3 separate regions of the Homo sapiens genome follow, and regions 1 and 3 are each linked to region 2. The links are chromatin contacts, found by Hi-C or POLR2A ChIA-PET in ENCODE. All regions are on one chromosome and are shown on one strand. Each heading gives the region's core, a stretch centred on a gene start or an enhancer-like site at or near the end of the contact. The rest is flanking DNA. Distances are from core to core; before and after follow the strand shown. Region 1 holds the start of NDNF-AS1 (NDNF antisense RNA 1). Region 2 overlaps TNIP3 (TNFAIP3 interacting protein 3). Region 3 has its middle 92 kb from the start of TNIP3.

Region 1 (3,959 bases), core at 852-3,351, 68 kb before region 2:
CTTTACTCTTTAACATTCATACTTCACCATATGAATGTTAAACAGACCCAGGACAAATAAGCTGAGGGTGGGGGCTTCTCTTGTCCTTAGAAGGATATTTTTCAATTACATATTTTGTTACATCCTAAGAGATAAAAGCTGTATCTGCAAGTGATTAAAAGATGTTTTATATTCATGGTTTCATTTCTGCTGAAATAAATGCGTAATTTAAACCAAACATAATTCATAGCAATTTAGGCCTATTACAGAGTTCTAGCTTCTTTTTTATGATAGTTACTAATTAAAACAGAGTGTTACTGCCACACTAAGCCTAAGTCTTTGACATACAGGTTTAATGAATAAAATGTCCTGACACAAAAATGAAAGCAATAATGCAGACAAGGCTGCAAGCTGTTATGTTTCAAGTGTGTGGTAAAGATTAAGGGCATTCACTGAAGTGATGAACTGTGCAGAGAAGGACCTTGTAATTTCTTTCTCTAAAGGAAGAAGTAAAGGAATTTTTAGAGAAATCTGAAATAGTACTAATTTATCTAACTCCTAGGCCCCTCATTCCCAGTTGTCCCTCTCTCCCCTCCAAGAGTTTAAACTCATAAGAGTCACTTCTGAGGAATAAATGATGGGGTATTTTAATATAATCCTGAATATAGGTTTAGATTGAAAATGGGAATTGGGACCATAATTAATTATGTTGCCAAGTTTTTTAAACTTTAAGAAGACAGATGGAGGCAAATGACATTTTATAAGAGTGCAACCTTCTAAAAGATCATAGATTAAAACTGTGGTAAAACGACAGTATCTTTTTTGACATTTGATTAATCCCATATGCAGAATGACTGAAGAATTAATACGGTTTTGGTGTTTTCACTTTCTGAAACCACTGTAATAAGAGACTGACATAAACTCAAACCCCAGTATAAACACAGTCTGAGCGAAGGTTGCGGCCTTATTATCACTCTTAACAAACAATAATGAATAATCATACCGATCGCCCTCACTACACTCTGCTTTATATACATATTCCCTCTCGGATCCATCCATCACTTCTTTCAAGATAATAAAACAATTCAATCCCATCAAATCCCCTGCAACCGCTCCCTTGGGAGGGATGTTTTATCTCTACTTCTCCGAACCCAGGGAGGATTTTACTTGTTTGAAGGGGGCGGAGAATGGAGCGGAGTCCTATTTATTTCCATTGATGACTCCCCTGGTTCTCACAGGCGCTCAGGGACCGGGTGGGAGGAGGAGAGGAGGAGGTGCGGAGATTCCCTCCGTCAGAAAAGAAAAAGGGTTCAGGAAGCGAGGCAGCAGGAGGAGGGGTGGAGGGGGGAAAGAGAGGGTAGTGTGTTTGGGGAAAGCAGCAACTAAATGAAAAAATAAACTCTTCTTTGTGATTTAGCGGGATCGACAGATGAGAAGCAAATTTATCAACCCAACAAAGTTGCTAAAAAGAACTCTGTAAATAAATTTAAAGAAAAGAAGGAAAAAACATAACAACAACAACAAAACCCAGACATACACTCAGGTTCATTTCCCGCTCAAGGTCTTGGTTTTAGGGAGCCACCCGTACCCAAGAGCAAGAAATGGACAGCGCCCCGAAGGGGGCCAGGAGGGGAACCGCAACTTGGCCGGAGGGACAGCTCAGAGACAGCGTAGAGGTGCCCGCGGCAAACTCCGAGGAGCTGATGCGGGGCGGGTCCGGGGAACTGCCGGGAGCTCTCACGCCTGGGCCTGGGATAGGGTGCGGGCAGAAAGGTGAACCGAGAGCGCACAATGCAACGAAACCGCACTCCAAATTCAGCAGTTTGCAAAGTGCCTCCAAGAAAACAGCTGGGACCTGCAATCACTCGTTCGGACTCCTAGGTTATCGGGGCCGCGGCGACTCCGCTCAGTTAGAAAGGTAGCGCGGGTGAGAGCGAACCCCAACTCACGCACAGACAGGACGAGGGCACGAAGCCGAGTCTCCTGGCTGGGGCCGTAGGGGGCGTCACCTCGGTGGCCGCTCTGCTCTCCGGAAGAAAGTATGAGCCGGTCCCAGGCCACCTCGCTCAGCCCAAGGAAGTTTCTATAACGATGCTCGCCTACCACGCAGAGGACAAATGAGGAGCCAGAGCGGTTGGGGGTCGGGCCAACCGAACTCCCGGCCCCGGCTGCGCAGCTCCCAGACGCCCACCAAGAACTCGTGCGCTGCCTGGACCTCTAGCTTTTCGCCCTACACGCAGACGCCCTCTGCAAAACCCCAGTCCCGCAGACTTTCCCTAGCGGCGGGCGGAGGGCATGAACCTGGAAAGGGAGGCAACAGCCCTCTTGGCAGGCGGGCAAAGTAAGTGTCCAGGCTAAGTCCGGGATAAAGGCTCCGCGGCTCCCCAGACCCCACTGCACCCCGAGCTCCCGGGTCCCAGGTCTTCCCCGCCCTTGCGCTGTCTGTCCACCTCCTCACATCTCTCCGGGCCGCCCAGCTTCGAAAGCAGCTAAATTAAAAACAAACAAACAAACAAACAACAACAACAATAAAAAAAAAAAAACGAGGGAAACCTGCTCCTGCCCCTCATGCCCTCAGCTCCTACGGATAGGGCGCCCTTGAGAAGCTTCTTGGGCCTTGAAGATTTGGGGGCGCGTGCCTCGAGCCCCCATCTCGGATGACCCTTCGGGCGTGAACGCTCCTTGTGCTAGGTCTCAGGGTGGCGGGCTAAGGCGTCGGGTCTCTGGGGCATTGCTTTCCTCTCCCCACTTACCTTAAAAAGATCTGTTTTTCGTAGGGAAAATAGAAAAAAATCCCTCCCCGTGGTGTGGTGTGCGAAATAGTCCACGTCCCCGGACCCTGCCAAGATGCTAAGCACCAATATCCAGGAACGAGAAGCCTGGAGGGCGGGGACGGAGGCAGATAAAAGAGAAAAATTCAATCCGCTGAAGTGTCCCAACTTTGCGGTCGGCACAGCAAACTTCAAAGGCGGGCGAGGGCGGGCGGCGCGCGGTCGCCGAAGTTGCTGCGAAGTGGAGTAGGGAGCCGCGCGGGGCTGGGGAATCCCGGGGCAGCGCCGAGAAGCGGCGGGAGGTCCTTTTAAACTGCAGGGAGCGTGCGGGGGCTGGGCGGCGGGAGGATGCCGCAGCGACCCGCGGGGCTGGCGCGGGCTTCGCCGGCCGCCGCTAGTCGCACAGGCGCCTGGCTGGAGCGCCGCGCGGGGTGCTGGGAGAGCCGGGCGCACGGGGCGGCAGCGGCCGTGGCGGGTGCGCTGCTCAGTTAGCTCCACTCTCTCGCGGCTGGAAGTGGGGAGTGTGTGTTCGCTCCCGAGTGTCACTGCTGAAGCCCGGAGTCTCTTCCCCTCCCAGCCCTAACCCCTCCCGCCTCACCGCTGCCCGCCCGCCCCCTCCCTCCTCTGCCCGTTGCCTCCCCCTCCGTCCCTCCTTCTCTCCCTCCCGCTGCGCGCCAGCGCGCACGCACACACACACACACACACACACACTCATACACATACACACACTCACACACAGACACCCTCTCCCTCCTTTTCTCTCTCCCTGTAGCCCTCCCTCCCTCTCTTTCTCTCACACACACACCACCCTGCTCAGCGACCCAGCGCTCCCCAAACAGGACCCTCGCGGGCGGCATCGCGAGGGACACGCTGCTGTCCTAACCTTAGCGCCACTCGGGGAGAATGAAGGAGGCCCACCGAGCCCCCGACAAAGCTGCAAAACCCAGGAGACGCGCACGCGGGACCATCACACTGTCAAGCAGACCGGGGTGCACAATAGAGGGAAACTCTGGGGTTGATCTGGGGGCAGGGAGGGGGACGTGTTAAATCCAGAAGGTTGGTGGTTGGAGGCGGAAAGCAGAGTGTGCAAACTGTGCATTCATGTCCCACTTTTCACCCGAACGCCTGCCTATCACAGCCTTCACTCAGGGAGCGCTTCCCCCTCGGCGCAGACCGAGCCTCCTCCGATTTGAAACTCAGCAGCTGTTT
Region 2 (4,406 bases), core at 194-2,693:
AGAGCTTTGTTGTTGTTATAATACAGCTCTGCTTACAGTTTTCATTTCTAACCCCAGATGGAATTCTGACTCTGAGACTGAAAAAGGAACAGAAGCCAGAATTGAGGTTCATGCATTTCTGCATTCGCACATTTTCTTTGTCTTAAGGAGTTCAATTTAACCCCAGGTGCATCAAATTAAAGTTATGTATGTAACACAACTTTATAGTAAGTCCTCCCCAAGTACGAATGAATGTATGTTGAGTAAACATCCCCAAAAGATCCCATTAAGATGTAAACATGAAAGAATGCTCAATACAGCTGTGGTCTCACCATTTGCCTTGTGTTGTACATCTGGCGGAAGCTGGTCAAGAGCATACCACTGATAGTCTGGCTGTGTGGAACAATACAACATTATTATAGCAATATGGACTTCAAATATAGTGGCATGTCAAAAATACAATTAGGCTATGTGGCTTTTATTAAGCAGGCAACACAAAAGTAATTTCTATCCAAACCTATTGCCAACCTCACTCATCCTGCTTACCCCCCATCACTGCCATCATCTCTCCCTACCCCCTCTTAAATCCACTCTGTGTTTGGCCAGAATTTCTACCACTTTGAGGTTGTGACATATTTTCTTTCTTTTTTTGAAACAGATGTGTTTTGAATATCTGCAGAAGTATAAACACTTGTAAAACTTACTACAGCCCATCAATAAAACAAAGCAACTTAGCATCAACAAATACTCTTTTTGAGACCCTCACACTAGAGGCAATGAGAAGGCCAGGAAAAAAAGTTTAATACAAGTTTTCTAATGGTTTAAGGAAGAAATTTAAGCTATTAAATGGGGATTTGGCATTGACAGAAGTTCAGGATGGTGAAGCAGGGCAAATCTTTCCCTTTTTGCTGTTGTGAAGAACCGATCCAGCAGAACCTATCCTCTAAATTGCTCATATAGTTTAGTCTACAGAGACAAGATTTTTCTCTTGGGATTTTCTCCTAGGTTTACACCAGTTAAGAACAGCTAGATATTGAATGTCGAACAAATTGCATTGAATAAATAGTAAACCCATAGGCCTGAATCATCAAGATATCTCCAAGGCCAGCACCTCTGTATTTAACGCTTAGGAATGGAGCAATCTCAGCTTTACCTGCCCACAAAGCAGGTCTGTCTTTCTGCTCTGAATGCTCACCCCTGCCTCCTACTTCTCCACAAGACACAGAGAATATAGATTTTTTTGTTGTTCTGTAATTCAATTATCTCCTAAAAATAACTTGAGGAAAATTTTTCTAACATGAGCCAACAGAGAGCATTTACAAGGCTGCCAGACCACTGAAAGTAGCCCAGAAAGTTCAATTACTCAATAAGACACTGAGAAATGCTGCTTTTAGTGCAGTTTGACCCCACTGTACCCCTACTCTAGACACCTAGGCCCTTGGCTCCTCTGGCTTATGAAAAAGCTAGAAGAGGAAATGAGATCACCTCTGTTTTTTATCTTCTCGTTTATTTTTAGATGTCTCAAATAACACATAGGATAAGTGACGTGAGCCTCAGTTTTATATTCCAGGAGAGTTGCCAAGAGAAGGTAAATATCCTGTAATGTTACCAACACTATAGCATGTGACTTAATTCAGCCTTCGATATAGACAAGAAACATGAAATATTATTTTTAAATTAACTTTGAGGATTTGGTTGTAAACTCTACTGTTATGCTGAGATTTTTTTCATCTGACTACTGCTTGAAAATGTAGGCCATTCTGGCCAGGCGCAGTGGCTCATGCCTGTAATCTCAGCACTTTGGGAGGCCAAGGTGGGCGGATCATGAGGTCAGGAGTTTGAGACCAGCCTGGGCAATATGGTGAAACCCCATCTCCGCTAAAATTACAAAAATTAGCCACGTGTGGTGGTGTGTGCCTGTAGTCCCAGCCAGTCGGGAGGCTGAGGCAGGAGAATTGCCTGAACCCAGGAGGTACAGGTTGCAGTGAGCCAAGATCGCACCACTGCACTACAGCCTGGATGACAGAGCGAGATGCCTTCTCAAAAAAAAAGAAAAAAGAAAAAAAGAAAGAAAATGTAGGCCATTCTACATGGCTTGGAGTCCTTTTTCAAATATAGGCCTTTATTTGGTGACAATTTTATGTGACCTGGACTGCCTTGCCTTTTTTAATTGACATGGACTGTTTGATGAGCTATAGTAGGTGAATTCCTTCCTTCTTTCCATAAAGAAATATTTGACTGAAACAATAATTTGTACTCCTAGGTAAATGTGAATGACTGATTGGTTTTATAGTTAACCTTTCATAAGAATATTTCTCCAATCCCCCAACCTGTAGAAGCCAACTCCTATAGGTTAATTCACTCCTACAGTAAATTTCTCTTTATGTTTCTCACAATCTGAGTTGACTTCTACATTCTTGAAAAAAAAATTTAATGTTATTGGTAAAGACTGAAAAGTAAGCAAACAGGTAAAGAAAAAAAAGGAAAAGGGGGAGGGAGAGCAGACAGAACTAGCAACCCGCAATAACATGAAAAGACTCAATTCTTAGCGGTGTGCTGTGTCATACCAGGGTCAAATAAGAGATGCTCATTAAATCCTCACATTCCTTCAGCCACCCAAAGAGTCATTATCTCCTCCCTTGGGAAAAGGGTTTTGAGTCACACTCGAACAAAAGTATGAGAACTTTCAGGAAGCCAAGAGAATCATGTTCTCTGTAAGCATTCTGGTAGGAAAATCCCAGTTAAAAATCTTAGATTTTTTCATCATGAGAAACACAATTAATCAAACCTAAAGGGTAGCGGGATTTGTCTGGGTAAATCCAAAATGCAGAAAATGCATATTTTTTTCCTGGATAAATTTCTATCTATGTAGGCAAAATAAAAAGTAGAGGAGGGTAGGTGGAATACTGCTATTGAGAAGGAAAAAAAGGGTGCTTTGGGCCTCACTAATTCAGGTTGACTGTCCAAATCAATTCCCCTCACAAATAATTGCTCAACTCTGCATTTCATTTTGTCTGGGAAGACACAGCCATGGAGAACAACTTAAGTGGGTCACTTTTTCTTGGATCCTTTAAGAAAATCCTTTCAATTGGAAAATGTCAAAATCTATTTTGCACATATGTAGCAATATCCATAGTAGTTCAATATAAATTTACAACCGAACAAAAGCATCTCATTTTTCTTGTTTTGCCATATCCACTTTCCTTTATACATAAATACACTTTATACAGAAAATGTCCTTTGGGTAGAATGAAGTATGCCAATTGAAAATGTTATATGTTGTTCAAGGAATTATTCCCAATTTAATACCTTTCAGTTAATTTATTCGTATCTATGTGTCCTATGGATTCAGTGTCCCAAAGATAATTCTAGTGTACATTGACCACTCCAACTTTGCAAGTTAGAGGCTGAGAGAAAACAGAGGCTCTTGCTGTAGATAATATAATGTGCTGAAATTCCAGAGATGCACATAATTTCTACCAAAACAGTATACTAAGCACTTTTTCAAATGCACTCTTACTTACTGGGTGCTCCCGTTGCTTCTGCACAGCTCCAGGGCCTGTTGGTACCCATGGATCTTGCAGGTGGAAAACCAAGCCGCAGTTACAGGGTGGGCAATACATCTGAGGAGAACAAAACTGTGGGGTCACTACCAGTGGGAGAGACTGAGGAGTTGCAGTGACATTGCTTTATACAAAAGGTTTGGTTTCAATCTTAAGGTTCCACTTAATCTGGCATAATTATAACTCAAAATAGTAAACATGTCAATAGACTCAGGACCAATACAAACGAGGCTCACAGGTCAAGTTTTACCTAAGGTGAAACTATAATCATTTCCCCATTTTGAAGAAATTAGACACACTTGAAAAGTATATAGAGTTAACTTTATGTTTTTGAGTTATCTTTATTGAGGGCCCTCAATGAAGAAAATCTATTCATTGAGTCATAAAATAGGTTTTCTTAAATTGTAGCCAGGGAAAACTAAAATCCAGAAAGGAAATTAGGAATTAGGACAAATAATATTCATTATTTAAGGCTATTAGAGAACCCATGGGATAGAATGCTTCAGTGCTCAAGAAGGCATGTTATTTTTTCAAAAGAGGCAGTATTTGATTTAGTTTTCTACTGTTAATTGTGTCAGCAACTGCATGAAATACCAATGAAATCTATTTCCAGGTGCTTGTGGGTCTAAGGAGCACTAAGACTTGTGCTACTGGTAACATGCTCTATAAAGCATATGCTTTCTATGAGTGTTAGGGTTGAAAGGCCTTGGTGGTGCCTAAGCACTGTCTATCCGTTGATGGTGTAGTCAGTAATGAAAAGCATGGGTTGTTGTAGGTCACCTGTAGCAGAGCTTGAACATGTCTTTAATTGGGACAATGAGAAATGCTGTACATGGGAATAAATGTATGCGTGAAAATTAGATC
Region 3 (4,244 bases), core at 1,170-3,669, 120 kb after region 2:
CTGTTACATCGCTCACTCTGGGGAAAGCTGGCTGCCACCTCGTGAGCAGCAGTCCATGTAGTGAGAAACTGAGTGCTCCTGCTCACATCCCTGTAAGTAACTTTAGAAGTGGGTCCTCCAGCCCCAGCCAAGCCTTATGATGAATGCACTCCTAGCTCACATTTGGAATGCATCCTCATGAGAGACCCTGAGACAGACAGAACCACTCAGCCAAGCTGCTTCTGAAGTTGACCACAGAGACTGTGAGAATAAATGTTTGTTGTCTTAGGCCGGGCGCAGTGGCTCATGCCTGTAATCCCAGCACTTTGGGAGGCCGAGGCAGGCGGATCACGAGGTCAGGAGATCGAGACCACCCTGGCTAACATGGTAAAACCCCATCTCTACTAAAAATACAAAAAAATTAGCAGGGCATGGTGGCAGGTGCCTGTAGTCCCAGCTACTCAGGAGGCTGAGGCAGGAGAATAGTGTGAACCCGGCAGGCGGAGGTTGCAGTGAGCCGAGATCGCGCCACTGCACTCTTAGCCTGGGCAACAGACAGAGACTCCGCCTCAAAAAAAAAAAAATTGTTGTCTTAAATCACTAAGTTTTTTATGTAATTTGTTGCATGGCAATAGATAGCTGATACAGGAAGTCAAGCAGAGGAGGGAAAGGCAGTGTAAGAATGTGTTGGTCACCTTTTTTTTTTCTTTTTCTTTTCTTTTTTTTTTTTTTTTTTTTTTTGAGACAGGCTCTTACTCTGTCACCCAGGCTGGAGTGCAGTGGCATGACCTTGGTCCACTGCAGCCTCAACCTTCTGGGCTCAAGTGATCCTCCCACCTCAGCCTCCTGAGTAGCTGGGACTACACACGCATGCCACCATGCCTGGATAATTTTTGTATTTTTTGTAGAGACGGGGATTCACTATGTTTCCCAGGCTGGTTTCAAATTCCTGAGATCAAGTGATTCACCTGCCTCAGCCTCCCAAAGTGTTGCGATTATAGGTATGAACCACCATGCCTGACATGTGTTGGTTACTTCTATGGTCAACTGATGCTCCATCCAGCAGGACCTTCTGAGGAGCCTTATGTAATGAATGTCAGAATTGTCCCTCTAGAAGATCCAAGGGGGAAGCATTTCCAGCAGCCCCATCCTTCATTTGTCAAGTATGCTCTATCAGTGTTAACTCTTCAGTACTTCCAGGTTACACGTGGGTGAGCACCAAGTGGCTTCCCATGGGCTTCCCATGCCACACTATGAGGTATATGACATAGCTCAAAGCAAGACTATCAGGTCGTGCCTGTACAAACCTGGTTGAAGCCTGCTCCAAACCATAGCTACAGGGATGGAAAAGAAGTACATCTGATGTAACCATATACATCACATTTCCCATGATCTTCCTTTTCATACATGTGTACACCACTTATTATTTTCAACATAGCAATTTCCTCTTGGAGTTTTAAAAAATATTGAAATTGAGTACATTCACTATAATTAACTTCTTACTTCATGTGATAAGTCATGTTTTATTGTTAATGTGTCTATTGCTTAATTCTATATGAATTTATAGTGCTCTTGAATTAAGAAAATCATTGGCCATGTGCAGTGGCTCACGCCTGTAATCCCAGCACTTTGGGAGGCCGAGGTGGGCAGATCACCTGAAGTCAGGAGTTCGAGACCAGTCTGGCCAACATGGTGAAACCCCATCTCTACTAAAAATACAAAACTTAGCCGGGTGTGGTGGCGGGTGCCTGTAATCCCAGCTATGCAGGAGGCGGAGGCAAGTGGATCACTTGAACCCGGGAAGCAGAGGTTGCAGTGAGCCAAGATCATGCCATTGTACTCCAACCTGGGCAACAAGAGTGAAACTTCATCTTAAAAAAAAAAGAAAAAGAAAAAGAAAAGAAAATTATCTTTCCTTTCAATTTGAAATTCCTTAAATTAATCAAAGATTACATATTTTAGTTGATAGTACCAAAATTAAAAACAATTTCAAATCTCCACATTGTTAATCCACATCTCTCATGTCCCTTTAGAGTCTGTGATTAAGAGAAGCAAGAGAAATTGAGCACTTTGGGGAGCATTATGAACTAAGATGAATAACCACTTCCTTTTGCAAATTAGAAATTGCAGCTGAATTCAACTGTGAGGGATGTTGAAACATTGATATTTTTCTTTTTATTTGAATTTTATTTTAATTTTCTTTGGTTAGATGACTTCTCAAAATTGCCCTTCTGTTTCTTTAATGTTGACCTTAAATGCATGGTGGCATTATAGCTGCACCAGGGAAAAAAAGATACTACTCAAATGGGACTCCTTGACTTTGTGAATCTTTCTTTTCTGAAATTAGATGGAGAAATGTGTTGGCAGAAATGGTCTTTAAGAAAAAGGCAGTGACTCAACTTCTGAAGTGAAGCCAGGTTCTCAGGCTACAGGGTGCTGGGGTGGGCAGAGAGAAAACTCATTTCAGTAGAGTACAGGAAGTTACTTAATGCTGCTTATGAGTCAGAAGAGGGTAGAATCAGTTATGATTGAACTCTCTTTAGTTCCACCTAAATGCAGATAGTTTAACATGTGTATAAAACATATATGTGTGTATTTTTATTCATCTGTGTCCTATGTTTTGCTTTGATAGGAACCTCCCAACCCCCATCCCTTTTCTTCTGTTTGAGTCCAATAGTAATGAGTCACTGACACCTATTGCTTTGAAAGTAAGGACTTTCTAGGTCAGAGATTTTTTTTTCAAATATTACTATACATTTCCCTTTATTCAGTGCCTTTAGTGGGATCACATACAGAGGTCTGTATTTCAAAGAATTCTTGATTTGAGAAAAAAAGAGATAATCTATGTTCACAACACATCTGGTCTGTGCTAGGCACTTTATATACTGTCTATTTAATCCGTAAGCACATAGTAGTCTTCACTCTGAAAAACAAGAAAATGGATACAGGGGCTCTGTTATGTTAATGTAACCACCCAAGGTTCACCTTGCCCTCTGCCTAGACAGAGCTGATTCATCAAGACAGGGGAATTGCAATAGAGAAAGAGCAATTCATGCAGGCTGTGCAGGAGACCGGAGTTTTATTATTTCTCAAATCAGTCTCCCTGAGCATTTAGGGAGCAGCGTTTTTAAGGATAACTTGGTGGGTGGGGGAAAGCCAGTGAGCCAGGAGTGCTGATTGGTCAGATATGAAATCATAGGGAGTCAGAGCTGTCTTCTTGTGCTGAGTCAGTTCCTGGGTGGGGGCCACATGATCAGATGAGCCAATTTATTGATATGGGTGGTGCCAGCTGATCCATCAAGTGCAGGGTCTGCAAAATATCTCAAGCACTGATTTTAGGAGCAGTTTAAGGAGGGTCAGAATCTTGTAGCCTCCAGCTGCATGACTCCTAAACCATAATTTCTAATCTTGTGGCTAATGTTAGTCGTGCAAAGGCAATCTAGTCCCCAGGCAAGAAGGAGGTCTGCTTTGGGAAAGGGCTGTTACCGTCTTTGCTTAAACTATAAACTAAGTATCTGCTGGGCGCAGTGGCTCACGCCTGTAATCCCAGCACTTTGGGAGGCTGAGGAGGGCGAATCACAAGGTCAGGAGATCGAAACCATCCTGGCTAACACAGTGAGACCCCCGTCTCTACTAAAAATGCAAAAAAATTAGCCAGGCATGGTGGTGGGCAGCTGTAGTCCAAGCTACTCGGGAGGCTGAGGAAGGAGAATGGCGTGAACCCAGGAGGCGGAGCTTGCAGTGAGACGAGATCACGCCACTGCACTCCAGCCTGGGCAACAGAGCGAGACTCCATCTCAAAAAAAAAAAAAAAAAAGTAGTTTCTCCCCAAGTTTCTCCCAAAGTTAGTTCAGTCTACGCCCAGGAATGAACAAGGACAGCTTGGAGGTTAGAAGCAAGGTGGAATCAGTTATGTTAGATCTCTTTCGCTGTCTCAGTCATAATTTTGCAAAGGCAGTGTCATTAAGAGACTTCCTCAACATTCTTGGAAGTGGCAGAACTGAGACTAGAACCAAAGTCTGCCTCTTCACATAACCCTTGATTTTTCTACGCCACTATACTTCCTCTATATCTTCACAGTCCTTGCCTTTGCCAAGGTCCAATGCTGTGGCATTGGCCAGGTCACTACCTCTTGGTGTTCTTTCTTCTGAAAAATCTGGTACTTAGAATCCATGCCAGTTCAAACATTCTAAGAATCTTTAAGATACTGACCAGGTGCAGTGGCTATTTGTATTTGTATGTTATTTTATTTTTTTGTGTCGGGG

The links. A loop is a pair of places that touch in the nucleus more often than their neighbours do. ChIA-PET counts read pairs that join two places held with the same protein, here RNA polymerase II (POLR2A). Pooled maps may share reads with other maps.
Region 1: a loop to region 2 is called in a pooled map, with 2.9 times the contacts of the local background. The contact joins the promoter of NDNF-AS1 here to the enhancer-like site in region 2. A Hi-C loop is called at or near these places in 1 of 168 maps with a recorded cell type or tissue (CD8-positive, alpha-beta T cell) and 3 of 50 pooled maps. POLR2A ChIA-PET finds 5 or more read pairs at or near these places in 1 of 52 experiments (activated CD4-positive, alpha-beta T cell).
Region 3: a pooled map shows a loop between it and region 2 (5-fold over the local background). The contact joins two enhancer-like sites. A Hi-C loop is called at or near these places in 1 of 37 single-sample maps with no recorded cell type and 12 of 50 pooled maps. POLR2A ChIA-PET finds 5 or more read pairs at or near these places in 3 of 52 experiments (SK-N-SH, T-cell and activated naive CD8-positive, alpha-beta T cell).

Annotation. Positions count from the first base shown.
Region 1 is chr4:121,069,261-121,073,219 of GRCh38, forward strand. NDNF-AS1 (NDNF antisense RNA 1) reads left to right here and starts at 2,102. Exons shown (of 3, transcript NR_187407.1): 1 at 2,102-2,320. NDNF (neuron derived neurotrophic factor) reads right to left here and starts at 3,275. Exons shown (of 4, transcript NM_024574.4): 1 at 2,733-3,275.
Region 2 is chr4:121,138,313-121,142,718 of GRCh38, forward strand. TNIP3 (TNFAIP3 interacting protein 3) reads right to left here. Exons shown (of 11, transcript NM_024873.6): 9 at 3,504-3,602; 10 at 312-372. Among named protein-coding and RNA genes, the nearest start is that of TNIP3, 24 kb to the right of the region's middle. Within about 2 kb of position 1,444, at least 3 of the 41 ENCODE cell types and tissues checked have a DNase peak (open chromatin) inside an H3K27ac peak, as active enhancers do; they include CD8-positive, alpha-beta T cell, where a contact is called at or near this core.
Region 3 is chr4:121,254,117-121,258,360 of GRCh38, forward strand. No RefSeq gene overlaps it. Among named protein-coding and RNA genes, the nearest start is that of TNIP3, 92 kb to the left of the region's middle. Within about 2 kb of position 2,420, at least 7 of the 41 ENCODE cell types and tissues checked have a DNase peak (open chromatin) inside an H3K27ac peak, as active enhancers do.